Regions from separate parts of the Homo sapiens genome. Here region 2 is linked to region 1. A link is a loop called in an ENCODE intact Hi-C map of the cell type or tissue named here. Cell type or tissue: Calu3. All regions are shown on one strand. Region 1 overlaps GRIN2A (glutamate ionotropic receptor NMDA type subunit 2A). Region 2 holds the start of LOC105371076 (a long non-coding RNA gene).

Region 1 (8,000 bases):
ACAATATTTCTCATCCATTCATCCCCTCTGAAAATATTTTACATGCCCAATCCTCTGGTAGGTAATTAGGATATAGAAATTGGGCACAATCTATGTCTTCCAGTCCTGGTATGGCGGAGAAGAAAAGATTCAAGTAGCAGACAGACTGCTGTATCTAAAAACTTGGGTTCTTTTCCCAGCTCCATCTTAAACTGTGCAGAAAGAGAATTCTGCTAAACTCTCCCCACTGCTGAATAAAGTGTCCTATGTGAACAGGATCCTGATGGTAAATTTTCATAACCAGAGACTGTCACAGAATTTTAGCCAAGATGAGCCATTCAATATTGATTTATTCTACTTGATCGGAAATCATCAGTAGTCCAATTGTCCTTTCTAATGGAAGATCAGCATAAACAAAGTCACATTCAGGCCAGGACTCTTAAGAAAGGGGCGTGTTTTCTCCTCACTTATTTTTCTGCTGATTGGAAAGAAAAGACAGTGAGATTTAGGGGACTGGAAGAGCCACAATATGGCAGAAATCTAGGTCCCTGAATCACTGCATGGCCATAGGAAAGCTGTTCACCAACCAGGAACACCATTACATCAGCAGGAAGCAAACTTCTACTATGTTATACCACTGATATTTGAGGGCTTATTTGTTATAGCATCTACCATCATCCTTTGAATTACGAAGCTAAGGGAAAAAAAGCCCATTGGCTTTAAAACCCAGCAGAATTCAGTAGGAGGAGGAAGATGGAGAAAGTTATAAAGTAATCAAGTTGGGTGGGAACCTCAGGTTAGATCCTCATTACACTTAGAATGAGCGTTACCCATTTGACACAGGTGGATATCTTTGCTGTTACTCAAAGCCAAGAGGAAGGTATTTTCCAGCTTTATTTGATGAGTTGTTTTCATGCTTAATATTTTCCAGAAATCTGTTAATTCATACAGGTAAGAGACTGTGCCTTAGTCATCTCTGTAGCCTCCACAGCCCTTCATAAACAGCAGATTCAAACAAACAAAAGCTTCATTCAAGAAAGGAAGGAAGGCGGCTTTTTGTCTAGCCCCGTGGTTCTCAACAGGGAAAGATTATTTTTTAACTTTCATTTTAGGTTCAGGGGTACATGTGCAGGTTATATAGGTAAACTGTGTGTCACAGGGATTTGGTACACACATTTGGTACAGATTATTTTGTCACACAGGTAATATGCACATAGTACCTGACAGGTAGTTTTTTATCCTCTCCCTCCTCCCACCCTCCGCCCTCGATTAGAACTATTTGTCTGTTGTTCCCCTCCCTATGTCCCTGTGTTCGCACTGTTTAGCTCCCACTTATAAGTAAGAACATGTAGTATTTGGTTTTCTGTTCCTGCATTAGTTTGCTAAGGATAATGGCCTCTGGCTCCATCCATGTTGCTGCAAAGTACATGAGTTCATTCTTTTTATGGCTATGTAGTACTCCATGCTGTATATGTACCAGATTTTCTTTATCCAGTCTACCATTGATGGGCGTTTAGGTGGATTCCATGTATTTGCTATTGTGAATAGGGCTGCAGAATACATATGTATGCATATATCTTTATATAATTATTTATATTCCTTTGGGGATATACTCCATAATGAGACTGCTGGGTTGATTGATAATTCTGTTTTAAGTTCTTTTAGGAATCATCACACTGCTTTCCACAATGGCTGAACAAATTTACATTCAACTGGGGGAGATTTTTACCACCAGGAAATGTTTGTCTATGGCTGGAGACATTTGTTGTCACAACTATGGACTGCTACCTGCATTTAGTGGGTAGAGTCCAGGGATGTTGCTATATATCTTACAATGCACAGAACAGCCCCTCCCACAGCAAAGAATTCTCCTGCTCAAAATGTCCATAGTGCCAAGGTTAAATCTTGATATTATAACCTAAGGTTCCCATCCCAACTTGACCAATTAATCATTTTATAACTTTCTCCGTTCTCCTATTTAACCTACTGGGCTTTAAAGCCAGTGGCCCTTTTTCTTAGCTTCCTCATTCATGAAACAGTTTTCTGGGGAGGCCCTAGAATTTTACCTCTGTATTAAAATGATCTCTATTTTCTTTTCATTAAGGGAAAAATATACAAGGGGGGTGGATGCAGGGGGCAAGGAGTGGGTAAGCAGACCAGAAAGAGACTCCACATTAAAACACACAGGAAAACAGATCTTCTCTCTGGAAGACACCTGCAATCTCTTTGTTTCCTTTCTTATATTAGGTCTTCCGCATGGTCAAGGAAAGAGACCCACTCCAGTTAGTTCAAGAGAAACTGTTTATTGTAAGGACACATGCAGATTGCTACCAGAAGCCTTCATATTCTCTCCCCACTCCCCTGCCCCATGGTCCCCTATTTCCACTCCCCTCCAGTCATCCCCACACTGTCCTCCTCCCACAGCTGTCCCCTGATCCTTCCTAACTTCAGCTCATTGTGGCATCTTTTCAGCCCCTGTATCCACGATGCTAACTGAAAAATCCTATTCTATTTCTAATTCAAAAGCCCACATTTAAGCTCATCCTTTCAAACCCAGCCACAGACGTCAAATTTCAGACTGAGGACTGGATATACTTTCATCGGTCCAACACTCTTGGTCAAAGCAGCAATCCACAGCAAGAAGGGTGGGGCAACCACAAAGATTGGCATCTCTGCTACACTGTATCACACACACTCCTACCCCTGACTCCGAGTGACATCAACCACAGACAGTTACATTGAGCTACAGGAAGGATTAAACCACTTCCAAGACCCAGGAGGTCCCCTAATCATTTTGCCCCATGTCTTGGCTCACACCCCTGGAAACACTGGGGGAAAGTCACCTACCTTGTTTGGGGACACCTTTTTAGAGGATAACTCTTGGTCCTCAAGCTTAGAAGCTGTTATGAGGAAGACGTTGGGGCTTTTCAGAATAACATCCGAAGATTACCCCACAGATACCTTCTCCTCTGGAATCGCTCTCAACAGTGTCAGGCAGAGCCCCGGGAGCCCACACATCTTTCTCTGTGTTCTTGTGACCATGGAAATCAGGCAGGTCTCAAGAAACAAAGTCACAAAGGCATGAGCTCATCATCTATTTTCATAACACTAATGCAAGAGACCTCCAACACAAGCAAAGCAAAGGCACCGACTGGGTGCAGCCACATATCATGAGTTTCCAGGCCATTCTGCCTGAGTTGAGATCATTATGCTGCTTCTTTCATTGCACAGGAACGTGGGGGTTTTCTCTAAACTATGACTCATAGCAAAGCATACAGGCAATCATGTAGAGAAACCTGTTCTCCCCAGGAAAGGAGGGTGAGCAAATGCTAAAAGTTTTGATACTTTAATATAGCACTGGCCTTGGCTAATTTTACTTAATATGAAAGATTTCAAATAATGGAAACACTGACAGGCAAAAACATTAAAAGTTTGCATAAAATCTCAAAAAACCCTGCAAACAAGAGAGAAGCATGGTCTAATTAAAATAAAGGAAAAGATTGCTACTGGGTTCCTGAATACTCTTTTCACAAAGGCTTCACGTCAGATGAACTTCAAGCACCAAGCAGCAGGGATCCCACTGAAGTTTATTCAGCGCCCTTCTGGGCACTACCAGCTGTGAAACTGGTAACCTATTGACAAATAGGTTATTTTTCCAGCTGCACCCATATTCAAGAGCTTGACCAGCAAAGTCCCCTGATAATATTTGGCCATGAGTCAGAATGTATTAGGCACCTTCTGTAGCCAGAGCCAAAAAAACTCTGGCTACAGGAGAAACCTGGCACTGTGCACAAGATCCCCTTTTTTAGCATCAGCTGTCCCCTTTGCAGTTTGTTAAAGCTGGAGGAGTTTTAATCCAAGTGAACTCTCTTTCAGGAGGCTTCGGGGTAAGGAAGCTACAAAAGCGGGGAGGTAGGGGCACGGCTGCAAAGTGATGAACATTGCAGCAGGTTCGGCTATTCAGAATGAGCTATTTTCTCCCAAATCCTGTAATTGCCTGGAGCACGTGATCTTTTTGAAGGTCATTAGAGGCATGCGGCTGTCAGATCTCTCCCAGAAAGTTTCGCTTTGATTAGTTAGTTCCTGATGCTTATTTCCTAAAAGGCTCTTTTTGTCCCCCACCCCCCCAAAAAATGGGGAGCATTAAAATTTTAAAAAAGGAATTAGATGAATATCCTGCTAAATGTAACTTGGCAAGATGAAAGGAAGTAGCAAAGAAACATGAAAAGGGTGCAGACCTTCTTGGGCCCCCTGCTGGAGAGCCAACCTGAGGGAAATTGACGCACGATCAGCATATTCCTTCCCCAAAATGAGGCGACTCGGAAATACACAATATCAATCATCATCTATGCAACCACTCATTATTTTGACTCAAACAGAACGACATACATCATTGGTAAAGCCCACGTGGACATTTCCAGGTCCCTGGGGCATTTATAAGCTGGGAAAGGTTAAAAAATAAAATAAAATTCTCTTTTTTAAGGATTCCGATGTCTAAGAAAGCAGCCATGAGGACCTAATAAAGAACTAGAGCTGAATAAGTTGTCCAGTGACTATGATCAAATATACAGCTAGCAATGGCAATGTTTCACATCAAAGAAGAAAATCAAAGTTTTTTCCCAGCACAGGGAGATGGGGCCGATCTCTCTTGGATCAAAAGTCCTTTTTGTCCTCTCACATTTGCAGATGTGTAAATTCCAGGCAGATCTAATGAAGGAGTTACCTTTTCAATCCCTAGATTGTGTTTGCCAAAACTTCCCTTGCAATAGGGACACTCCAGCAACCCTGGCTCGGGGCTCCCTGCGTACTTAGATGTAATACTATGTCAACAACATCCTGCAGGCTGAAGCAGCCTCTTTTTTTTAAAGCCTTGGATCAACTATGCAAGCTCAACTTGCTTTTATTTTTGTTGAAAATACTAAATTCATTTGTCATCACTAATTCCCTCAAGCAAAGGAACAGCTCCTCGTTGATGCCATAGTTTGCAAGATACTGAAGTCGCACGTTGTTTCTAAGAACACTGATGCTCTAAATCTCCAGCTTTTGACTTCAGGAAAATGGCACTTACTTTATATTCATAGAATTTCTGGGGCAGTTCTTCTCAAACTTTAACATGCACGTGAATCGCCGAGGGATCTTGTTAAGAGGCAGATTCTAGCTCGGTCAGTCTGGATGGGACCTGAGATTCTGCATTCAGGTTCCCAGAGGATGTCAAAGCTGCTGGTGCATGGACCACACTTTGAATGATGAGATCTGTTTAGCTGGTTGGTAGGTACCTGGTGGCTGAGCTTTCAAACTCTGTAATCAGACTACCTGGGTTTGCATCCAGCCTCCACTGTTTACCCTTTCTTACTGTGTGCCTCAGCTTCCACATTTGCAGAATAGTGCTCAAAATAACAGTACAAATAGAGCTGCTCCGTGGGTTACAGAAAGCTATATGTATAAATCACTCGGCACAGTGTATGGCACATGAGCACTCAAGAGGTGAGCTGTTTCTGCCCTGGTGTAATCATCCCTCACAGAGCCCTTGTTCCCACCTTCTTTCCAGGCAGTAGAAAGCCAGAATAGTCTCCAGAGACAGATGAAGTGAAATTGCAAGCTTCTGACTCTCACAACTCAACCCATCAGCTTAGGTTGTTAAAAAAGCGAGGTATTGCAGTGCACTATATTGTCATAGTCTGAGAAGGGCCGTGTGCGTGCCCTTGTGTGTTCCAAAACCTAGGCCACGATGTATAGGGAAAAAAGAGCACAGGTCAGGTGGCCCAGGGAGCAAACTGACCTGTGAGATCCTTCGTTTGCTTACTTACAACATTGGGATAATAAAACCTACCATGTAGGGATACTATGAAGATCAGGGATCATGTATGCAAAGTGCCTGCCCTGTATGCAGTAGATGCTCAATAACTGGAGGCTGTTATGCTTGTAATCAAAATCCTATCCTCCCAAGAGCAAACAGGAGAAGAAGCCAACATAACTGGCAACTTAGCCTTGATAACTCTTTGTTTATCCGGGCAAGCGGAAAAGGGCAGGATTCCTTGGTGCTTGGGTAGAGAGCTTTTCCATAGCCTCAGATACAGACAGGGGCACTGAAATTATGGGGTACAAGAGGTTTTTCCAGGTGGTCCAGGTGAGACGGAGCTGGGAGATGGCAGGGAAAGATACAGTCACAATTGATAACTAGAGAGCTATCCATTCATTCATTCATTCATGATATTTATAAGTTGGCCCGTGTGTCAGGTGTTGTACAAGACAGAGCAGAGGCCCCACTCTCAAGGAGCAACCATTTCACAGAAGAGACAGAAACATGTAAATGAACACATACAAGTTAAAGTTGTGGTACAGCTAATGACATGAGGGCTCCTATGGAAAAGGTTAGCAGGACTGTCACGAAGCCCTCTCAAAGGAAATGCCCCAAAAGCCAAGTTGTGAAGAAGTCATCGTCAACCAGTGCAGAATAGTGGGAAGAGCATTCCAGGCATAGGGAACCATGAGGACAAAGCCCCTAGGGTTGGAAAGAACAAGGAGGAAAATGACAGCAAACAAAGCCCCAAAAAAGCACGTAGTGCCCAAATCATGCAGGGTCTCTTCATAGGCCATGGTGAGGATGTTGGATTTTATTCCAAAGGCTACAAGATGCCATGAAAGGGTTTTAAATCTGTCTTACAAAACCATAAATTTCACACTGCAGCAATCAAGTCCCACAATGTCCTGAAACTATGGAGTCAGAACTTGACCTCTTGACGCCTTCTACTTCTTACTAGAGATTCAAGGTCTTTGACCCTGGTGACACAACACCAGTACGGGATTTTTTCAAACTTTTTGCATTTATTGTCGAAGAAGCAGGGGCAGCAAAGAATATTTGGCTTTCCCTGGAAGTCCCAAGGGATGCTGGACAGAACAACCCCAAGTGGAAAGACCCTTGTTAGGAGAAGTCGAGTAAATACACTAGTGAGTAGACCATTCCTCCACTACAAGCTCAGCACTCCCAAGGAATAAGTAAATCCCTACTTAAATTGCCTGGGAGGCCTCCCTCAATTACACAAATCTAAGACATGACAGGGTACAGCAGAGATTCTCCTACAGCAAGTCTGAAGGCTGAGAGCAAAGCAATGGAGCTAAGGCATCATCCTCATACTGCTCATGGTGGGAGGAAAAAAAAAAAAAAAAAGACTGTTCCGAGTCTCCCCTCCCTGGCTGTTTTGCTAAGCCCCAGGCCTACAGGAGGCTGGATGGCCCAGGGGAAGAGGCTGCCTTGCCTACCCTGGGAAAGTGGATGGAGGGTAGCTTCTTCCTCTGCCAAGAAAATCAGGCGTCCTACAGGGAGAGAGAGCTGGGGGTAAAGGCTGGGTGGGAGGATGCTTAAGGGCCAGTCTTTCCCCAAACTCAGCTCCCTAGAGTACAGCGAGTTCTCTCCCACTCAGAGCAGAAGGAGGTCTGACACACTCACACCTGCAGGAAAACTGGGGGCCAGGAGGTGGGAGACAAAATGAGGACACAGACAGGAGGAGCCCCAGACTCCTTCCTGACTCCCTGCCTTCACCAGAATGAAGTAGGGAGGCTTAGAGCTCCTTCCAACTGCACTGTTTTGCTTACTGAATTTTCATTTTGCTTTTCTTAATTATAAGAATAATGCAAAGTCCCATCAACAACATTTTTGTGTGAGTTGATGGATTTCTTTATATATATATATATTTTTTTTTGAGATAGGATCTCGCTCTGTCGCCCAGGCTGGAATGCAGTGGCACAATCAGAGCTCACTGCAGCCTCAAATTCCTAGGCTCAAGTGATCCTCCTGCCTCAGGCTTCCAAGAAACAGACTACAGGCGTGCACCACCACACCTGGCTCATTTAAAAAAATTATTTTTTGTAGAGAGGGGGGTCTCGCTATGTTACCCAGACTGGTCTCAAACTCCTGGCCTCAAGCAACACTCCTGCCACTGCCTCCCAAAGCACTAGAAATAGAGGCAAGAGCCAGTGCCCAGCCAGTTTCATTACCGTATTTCAAATATTTTGCAGTATTG
Region 2 (8,000 bases), 90 kb before region 1:
ACAGTCAGTAAGTGGCACAGCCATGATTCAAATGCAGGTATCTGGCATAGTAGGGAAAGAGCATGGTGGTGATGGCTACAGGTCCAAAATGAATGTGTGCTCCCATTTACACAGTGTGGCACTGTCGCTGGGAGGCAGCTGCCCAGCCATGGACACTTCCCAGCACCTCTGCATCTGGGTGTAGCCATGTGACTCGTTCATCCAACAGGATGTGGGCCAGAGTTTTGGAGAGATAGGACACCCTTTCTTCTCTCCTTCCTGCTTCCTGGATTTTCTGGCTGCTTGCAGAAAATCCTAAGTTATTAGAAGATGGCAGAGCCACAAGATAGTGGAGACTGACTTCTTAAATCCCCACATGAAGAGAAGCTGCCTGCTGACCCCAGGAATACCCACCATTGGACCATCAGGTTAGCAAAAAGTAAGCTTTATTGTTAAGCCAGAGGTCAGCAAACTTTTCTGTAAAGAGCTAGAGAGTAAATATTTTGAGCTTTGCAGGCCATGCAGTCTCTCTCACAATGGCTCAACTCTGTTATCATAGCATAAAAGCTTCCTTAGATGATCTGTAAACAAATGGGTGTGGCTGTGTTCCAATAAAACTTTATTCACAAAAACAAACAAGGGCCCAAATTGGGCTGGAGAACCACAGCTTGTCAAATCTTGTGCTAAGGCATTAAAATTTTGCAGGAATTATTTGTTATTATAGCTAATGTTAATCAAGTAATATAGGAAAGGGGGAGTCCTCTTTGGTTTCCTTCTTAGTCTCCTAATAATCCACAACCAAATGCAGAGGGATCTCACTTTCCCAACTCTCTCATTTCTCCCCAGAGCTGGAGTGGCCCTCTTTCTGTCCCCACTGAATCCATTTATCTATGGAAAATTGGGAGAGAGAGTCTACAAGAAGAGCACTATACCTCCCCACCCCAATTGCACACACTTTTTTTTTTTTCTTTTCAGACAGAGTTTCGCTCTTGTTGCCCAGGCTGGAGTGCAATGGCACAATCTTGGCTCACCGCAACCTCCGCCTTCCAGGTTCAAGGGATTCTCCTGCCTCAGCCTCCCAAGTAGCTGGAATTACAGGCATGCACCACCCACACGTGGCAAATTTTTGTATTTTTAGCAGAGAGGGTTTCTCCATGTTGGTCAGGCTGGCCTCAAACCCCTTAGGTCAGGTGATCCTCCCGCCTCGGCCTCCCGAAGTGCTGGGATTAGAGGCGTAAAGGCTGCAGTCACGTAGACTCAAAAGAAAAACAGTATTTTAAAAAAAAGAACAAGAATGCTGTATAAAACAGTAAACAGTAAAACATAATGCAGCAATTAAAAGTTAATGCCCCAACATTTATTTTGGGGATACGGCATATGTCTCACCTAGTCTGGGACTAAAAAGTTTCCTGCCTTATTCATGCAGGGGCTTCTTCATGGTTTGCGTAAGGCAGCCAATTAAAGTAGAAACTCAGACCTGGCACAATGCTCACGCCTGTAATCCCAGCACTTTGGGAGGCCGAAGGGGGTGTAGATCACCTGAGGTCTGGAGTTCGAGACCAGCCTGGCCAACATGGTAAAACCCCGTCTCTACTAAAAATACAAAAATTAGCCAGGTGTGGTGCTGCATGCCTGTAATCCCAGCTACTCAGGAGGCTGAGACAGGAGAATTGCTTGAACCCGGGAGGCAGAGGTTGCAGTGAGCTGAGATTGCACTACTGCACTCTAGCCTGGGCCACAGAGTGAGACTCTGTCTCCAAAAAAATAAATAAATAAATAAAAGTATATATATACAAAAAGAAACTCAATGGAGGCTGCAGCATCTTCAAAGTTTATCACTGATTGTGTAAAGCAAGCACGGGCTATGTGCAAGCTGGGCTGCCTATGGACAGGAAGGGATCATTTTCAGAGGCGTTTCAAATCATCTTCACGTTCTTGGGTGATTTTTTAAAAAAAAATCATTAAATGTTATACAACTCTCATTTCTCTCGTCCTTCAATATTACTGCATTTCTCTCATCATTCAATATTACTGTCAGTTCTGGCAGAAAATATAATATACCCCTGCTGAGTTTCCTATGCCCTTCTCTGCTCCAGATCATGTTGTGTTTGTATGAATAGCATGTGCACAGGTGAGACACTGCCTCCTTGGAAGACACCAAAGGCGTGTGGCTGCTGTGTCCAGTCACGTGCTCAGACTTCACCCCTGCTATGGGGATGAGGGCAAGGGTATTGGTTTTGGTCTCCTGCCTGCACTTACTGTTGCCCTGGGGGTGAAGATGCTACCTGAAAACCCACATATCCTGGAAAGGTCTCACACAAGGATCAGGCGTTTTCAGACAGAAAGGTTTTCTTGTTGATGTTTTCTACTGCATTCTCTCTTAAGCTCAAGACTTTTTATTTTGTGTTTTTTACATTGATGAGTTATAAAGGGGTCTCTCTCATCTTTCCCTTCTTTTTACCTTCTTCTTTGCTGAATCTCTGCTCTCTGGCCAGGAGTCATTACATAGAAACTTAAGTGCAGGGTGATCATCTATTAACTCAGCAAATAGTTATCGACAGCTACAATCTCAGATACTATTTAAGGCTTCAGAGATACAGCAGTGAGCAAAATTGCTGTCAAAGTGCCCACATTCTAGTGGAAAAAGCAATAAATAGATGTATTATTTGTTGCCCTAAAAAAGTGAAAAGTGAAGCTTCTTTGGTATGTCTCATGCACCATCTAGGGGGTAGGCTCTGCCATACTGGCTGCTGACTTGTTAAAAATACTACTATCATGAGGCCAGGGAGAAATCTGAACTCGGGAAAGTGGTGTGGGGGCCAGAATTTGAGAAGAGAAGAAGCCTACGCTGGAATCGCACTTAGTTCACGTCACTTCCCAGATCTGGCTTCCAATGGCCTCTTCTCACCCTCTAAATAAAATACGTAAATCCTCAATGTGGCCTTTACAATCTGCCTCTTTTAATCCTTCTCTGCAGCCACAATGACTTCTATGATGGTCTTCCAATACCCTGAGCCTGTTCCCACCTCAGGGTCTTTGCCATTGCTGTGCTGCCCCCTGGAAAGCCCTTCCCCCAGATACTCACATGGGTGTCCCTTCACTTCAAATGTCAGCACAAGAGGTTTTTCCTGCCTAAATGGCAGCCAATATGCTCTAGTCTCTCGCCCTGCTTTTAAGTATTTCTTCCCAGCCACACTGCTTCCTGCCACATTCATTCACTTGCTTGTCCATTTGCCGTCTCTGTCCTTATACAGAAACGTCATCTCTCTAAGGCAGGGGCTTTGTCGTGGTCAGTGCTGCGTTCCTGGCACCCAGCAGAGAGCCCGTAGACAGTGGTGCACAATAATTACCCATGGAATGGTGAATGTTTCTTAGCAACTGTAACTTACTGCCTGCACTCCTCTCCCCTGCAGCCAGTTCTCCACGTGGCCACCAGAGGATGCTTCTGGAAGGTAAATCTCATGTTCACCACCATCCACCCTGGCTTTAAAATCTTTAGTGGTTTCTTTCTGCTCTTATAGCAAAGATGCAACACCCAAATGTGGCCTGAGGGTCTCAGCACGGTTCTGCTCTGACCTCCTTCACTCTTACCCTCCAAGCACCAGGGTCTTCTCAGGCAATTTTTTTCAGACCAGACATTTGCTATGATCCCTCCGGCCACAGGGCCTATGCCCAGTCTCTTTCCACTTCCTGCAATGCTTTTCCCTTCCCTCTGTCACCCACCCTAGTCTTCACATCTCAGTTTCAGCCCATGTCCTCAGGGAACCTTCTCTGACCTTCCTGGGTGGGTCACACAGTACTTATTACAGCGCATCGTATTTACTTGCATGATACTTTTTTGAAATATGTCCCTCCTTCTCTAGACTGTCAGATTCACATGAGCAGAAACAGCACCTGGTTTTGGACCCCATTTTATGCTGAGCCTAGCATATAGTAGGCTTTCAAGAAATCCATGAACAAATAACTAAAGAGCTGTGACCTTCAAACAAGCTACTTCAAGCTTGTTGAGCCTTGGGTAACGATGGCTATGCCAGAGAGACATGGGAGACTTCAATGACATAAAATGGATGATATTTTATAAACAACAATTGGCGCACACTGTACAAATTAAGTGATTTTTTTTAAATGTGGGTCTACCCACCTCTAAGCCTTTCATCTAATTTGATACCTTCCACAGAGATACCTTGATCTAAATGCCACCTCTGCTGAGTTTCTTTTAGCGCCTTTTGCATTATGAAAAGTCAGTATCTCATTGAATCTTCTCATCAAAACAGCCAGACATTTACCATGTGTTCCAAGTGCTTTATATAAATTAACTTTCAGCCCTTGCAACCCACCTTCAAAGGTAAATACTATCATTATCCCCATTTCACAGACGAGGAACTGAGGCACCAAGGAAAATGAAAACTTTCCAGTAGGCACACCCCTAGAAAGTGGTGGATTCAGGGTTGAACGAACACAGTTTAATGCCGGTCTCCACTCTGAGCCATTAAACAACAGTGGTGGAACACACACCAAACAACAAATGGGGAAACTGAGGCCCAGAGAGCTTTCATCATAGCTTCTGCCTGACTCCCAGCTGCAACTCCTAACATAAGTCTCTGCTCATGTGAAAGAGTTCAGTGTCCTCACCCAATGGAGAGTTTCCTTATCATTGTCCTTAACCAATGGAGAGTTTCTTGTGTCCATATATCCAGTGTCCTTACCCAGTGGAGAGTTTCTCGAACCCATGACTACACCATGCTTTTAAGCACACCAGGCTCCTAGGATACCACAGGTGCCCCAGCTGGTTTGCACCTGTGGGCAAAGTTTGCCCTGCATTCCTGGGCACGTGATTATACCTATATTGGGGTGAATTTCTGTGACTTTCCCAGATGCATGTATCTGACACCCCCACCTACCAACCGTGAACTGTTATAATTCCATCAACATTTGCCAAGCAAGATTGTACCACATGGAACTCTGCAGTGAGCAGAGGTTACAGAGTGAGGCTTTGGCCAAATAGGTCTGGGTTCAAATCATTCATTCATTCATTTTGTTAACAAACACTGTAGAGCTTTGGCTGTATGATGGGCCTGTGTTACCAACTCAGGATACCAAGGTAAACCCAGGAAACACAGGTGCCGCTATCAGAAACCCAGAGCCTGGAGGGGTAGACAGACACTAAACACAACAACAAGCAAGAAAATTGGCAATTGTGATACAAGCTACGATGAAAATAAACAGGATGATGTGATGAAACAAAACTGAGAGTGAGGGGTTAGAACAGGGCCATGATCTTCTCCCCATCAAGCTAAATGTGTTTGGGCAAGTCTCGTAATCCCTCCAAACCTGTTTCCAAATCTGTTCATGGTGATGGTTAATCTCAAGGCACATATAAAATGCTCAGAAATGAAAGCTATGCCTTTCTGGAACCCAGGCACCAGGCATTCAGGTGTGAACAAAGCTATCCATGCAGTCCGGGAGGGGAGCCAGAGAGAAGCAAGCATGTGCGACCAGCATTAAAGGGGCAGCTGCAGTCAGTCCTCTCTGGAGCCCTGTCCTTGTTCTTCCCAACACAGCCTTGTGCGTATGCTGATGCTGCATGAAATCCCTGCTTCTTCATCGTTCGTCACAAGAGGTAAGTTCCCCAGCTCCATCCCAGCCCAGCAGCCAACCATAGGAAAGGCAGCTGAGAAGTGCCTTCCTTCTCCTGCCTTCTTGGGTCATTGAGCAAAGAGGAGACAGAGGCACACGGGCCCACTCTCTCTTCTTTTTTTCCTATCAACCGGGCCAAACAACCAGCAAGGAACACCTGCTGAAAGGTGAAGAGGACAGAGCCTTGGCAGAGATTAATGCCTTCCTGATGCCAGGCGGCCGTGAGAACTGAGATTGGCAGTGTGAAGGTCCACCTTCTCTGCAACCAAATCATAAGTGTCCCATAGACAAAGGCTTTGTGTTTATCTGCCTTCAGACTGGTCAGTGATCAGGGAAGCTTAGCAACTTGGGGCAAAACTGGCTCAGGGCCGGGCATGGTGGCTCATGCCTGTAATCCTAGCACTTCGGGAGGCTGAGGAAGGCTGATCACTTGAGACCAGAAGTGCGAGACCATCTTGGCCAATATGGTGAAACCCTATCTCTACTAAAAATCCAAAAAATTAGCCGGAATGTTAGCACATGCCTATAGTCCCTGCTACTCGGGAGGCTGAGGCAGGAGAAGTGCTTGAACCCAGGAGGCGGAGGTTGCAGTGAGCCAAGATCGTGTCACTGCACCCCAGGCTGGACGATAAGAGTGAGACCCCACGTCAAAAAAAAGCAAAAAAAAAAAAAAAAAAAAAAAAAAAAACTGGCTCAGAACTGATGGAGCCACACTTTGAGAAGGATGTTGACTTGCTGGCTAATGAATGATTAAGGTCAAGAGGTAAAGGTGTCACTCATCTTTAATAGTCCCAGGTGGAAGAAAACTGGTCTATCTATTCAGGAGACTTACTGGTCCTTGGCTTTCTTAAAGATTCCCCAAATCTAGAGTTCTCCTGACATTGGTGTGACCCCTCCACTCATCTCAAGAACCACTAGGACTTTGCATTTTCAGAAAGCATGGTTGACTGTCTGCATTCAGTGATTTGTTGGCTGAGACAGTCCTAATAGGTCAGCTAATTTGAATATCACACATATACCCAAATTACACATTGATACTTTAGCCTACAGTAATCTTTCTAAAACTCTTCAGCGGCCCCCATTAAATATAAACTCATCCTGGCTCACAAATCCTTTACAACATGACAACATCTTTGACTTCATCTTCACTTTCTTTTAACGTGTTTAGAGACAGGGTCTCGTTCTGTCACCCAGGCTGGAGTGCAGTGGCACCATCACAACTCACTACAGCCTTGAACTCTTGGGCTCCAGTGAACCTCCTGCCTCAACCTCTTGAGTAGCTGGGACTACAGGCACACGTCACCACACCTGGCTAATTTTTGTATTTTTTGTAGAGACAGGGTCTTGCTATATTGCTCACTCTGGTCTTAAATGTCAAGACTCAAGTGATCCTCCTGCCTTGGCCTCTCAAAATGCTGAGATTACAGATGTGAGCCACCACTCCCCACCCATCCTCACTGCCCACCATGTGTCTGTACTTCCTTTCTCTCACCCTCCTCTCCATATACCCTCCAAACTGTACTGCTCCTCTGAAGAAGTCTCACACATCTATATCTCCCTGCCTCTGCTCCATTTCAAATGTCCTTCCCTGGCTCCTTTCAAAGCCCTTACCTATCCCTCAAGGCACATCTCATGTGTCACCTCCCCTGTGAAGCTCTGCCTGACTTCTCCAGGGTCTCACAGACCCTAGGCCAGGGGCTTTCAAACTTGAGTGTGCATGGGCATCACCCACTGGAGTCACCGACCAGGAGATCTCAGGGGAAGCCCAAGAATCTGCATTCCCAAGTGATGCTGATGCTGCTGGTCCAGGGACCACACTTTGAGAACCACTGCACTGGATGATCGATTTTTTTTTTTTTTTTTTTGAGATAGGGTCTCACTCTGTCACCCAGGCTGGAGTGCAGTGGTATGATCTTGGCTCACTGCAAACTCTGCCTCCTGGGTTCAAGCAATTCTCATACCTCAGCCTTCCCAGTAGCTAGGACTACAGGTGCTTGCCACCATGCCTGGCTAATTTTTGTATTTTTAGCAGAGACGGGGTTTCACCATGTTGGCCAGGCTGGTCTCGAACTCCTGACCTCAAGTGATCCGCCTGCCTGGGCCTCCCAAAGTGGTGGGATTACAGGCGTAAGCCACCATGCCCAGCACGATTAATGGATTTCTATGGAATTTAATTTCCTTTCTGCCTACTGCTTTCAGGTAAAAACGATGAATGATTCAGATTCCCCTGATGATCTCACTTGCATAACTGAGATCAGGGGTTTTTCTGAAATTCACCAGGACTTCTCCCCTTTTCAATCACTTTGTGTGATTGGTATTAGCATTAGTTCTCTAGAACTGCTGTGGCAAAGTACTGCAAACTTGGTGGCTTGAACAATATAATT

What was found. Hi-C counts contacts between places; a loop is a spot of excess contacts. Peaks named below come from ENCODE experiments on the same cell type or tissue, not always from the same donor. Only the 100,000 strongest peaks of a DNase experiment are listed, where the experiment ranks them.
Region 2: it touches region 1 in a loop (4-fold over the local background); 4 of 110 quality-filtered maps call a loop at or near these places.

Annotation. Positions count from the first base shown.
Region 1 is chr16:10,118,502-10,126,501 of GRCh38, forward strand. The region is part of intron 2 of GRIN2A (glutamate ionotropic receptor NMDA type subunit 2A); the gene reads right to left. Among named protein-coding and RNA genes, the nearest start is that of GRIN2A, 60 kb to the right of the region's middle. In Calu3, a CTCF peak has its summit at 4,225 (motif pointing left); DNase peaks (open chromatin) are centred at 990, 2,640, 3,200 and 4,240.
Region 2 is chr16:10,028,261-10,036,260 of GRCh38, forward strand. The region is part of intron 2 of GRIN2A (glutamate ionotropic receptor NMDA type subunit 2A); the gene reads right to left. It overlaps LOC105371076 (a long non-coding RNA gene), which reads left to right and starts at 3,376. Exons shown (of 3, transcript XR_933061.2): 1 at 3,376-3,431; 2 at 5,399-5,599. In Calu3, no CTCF peak of the experiment used is centred here; no DNase peak of the experiment used is centred here.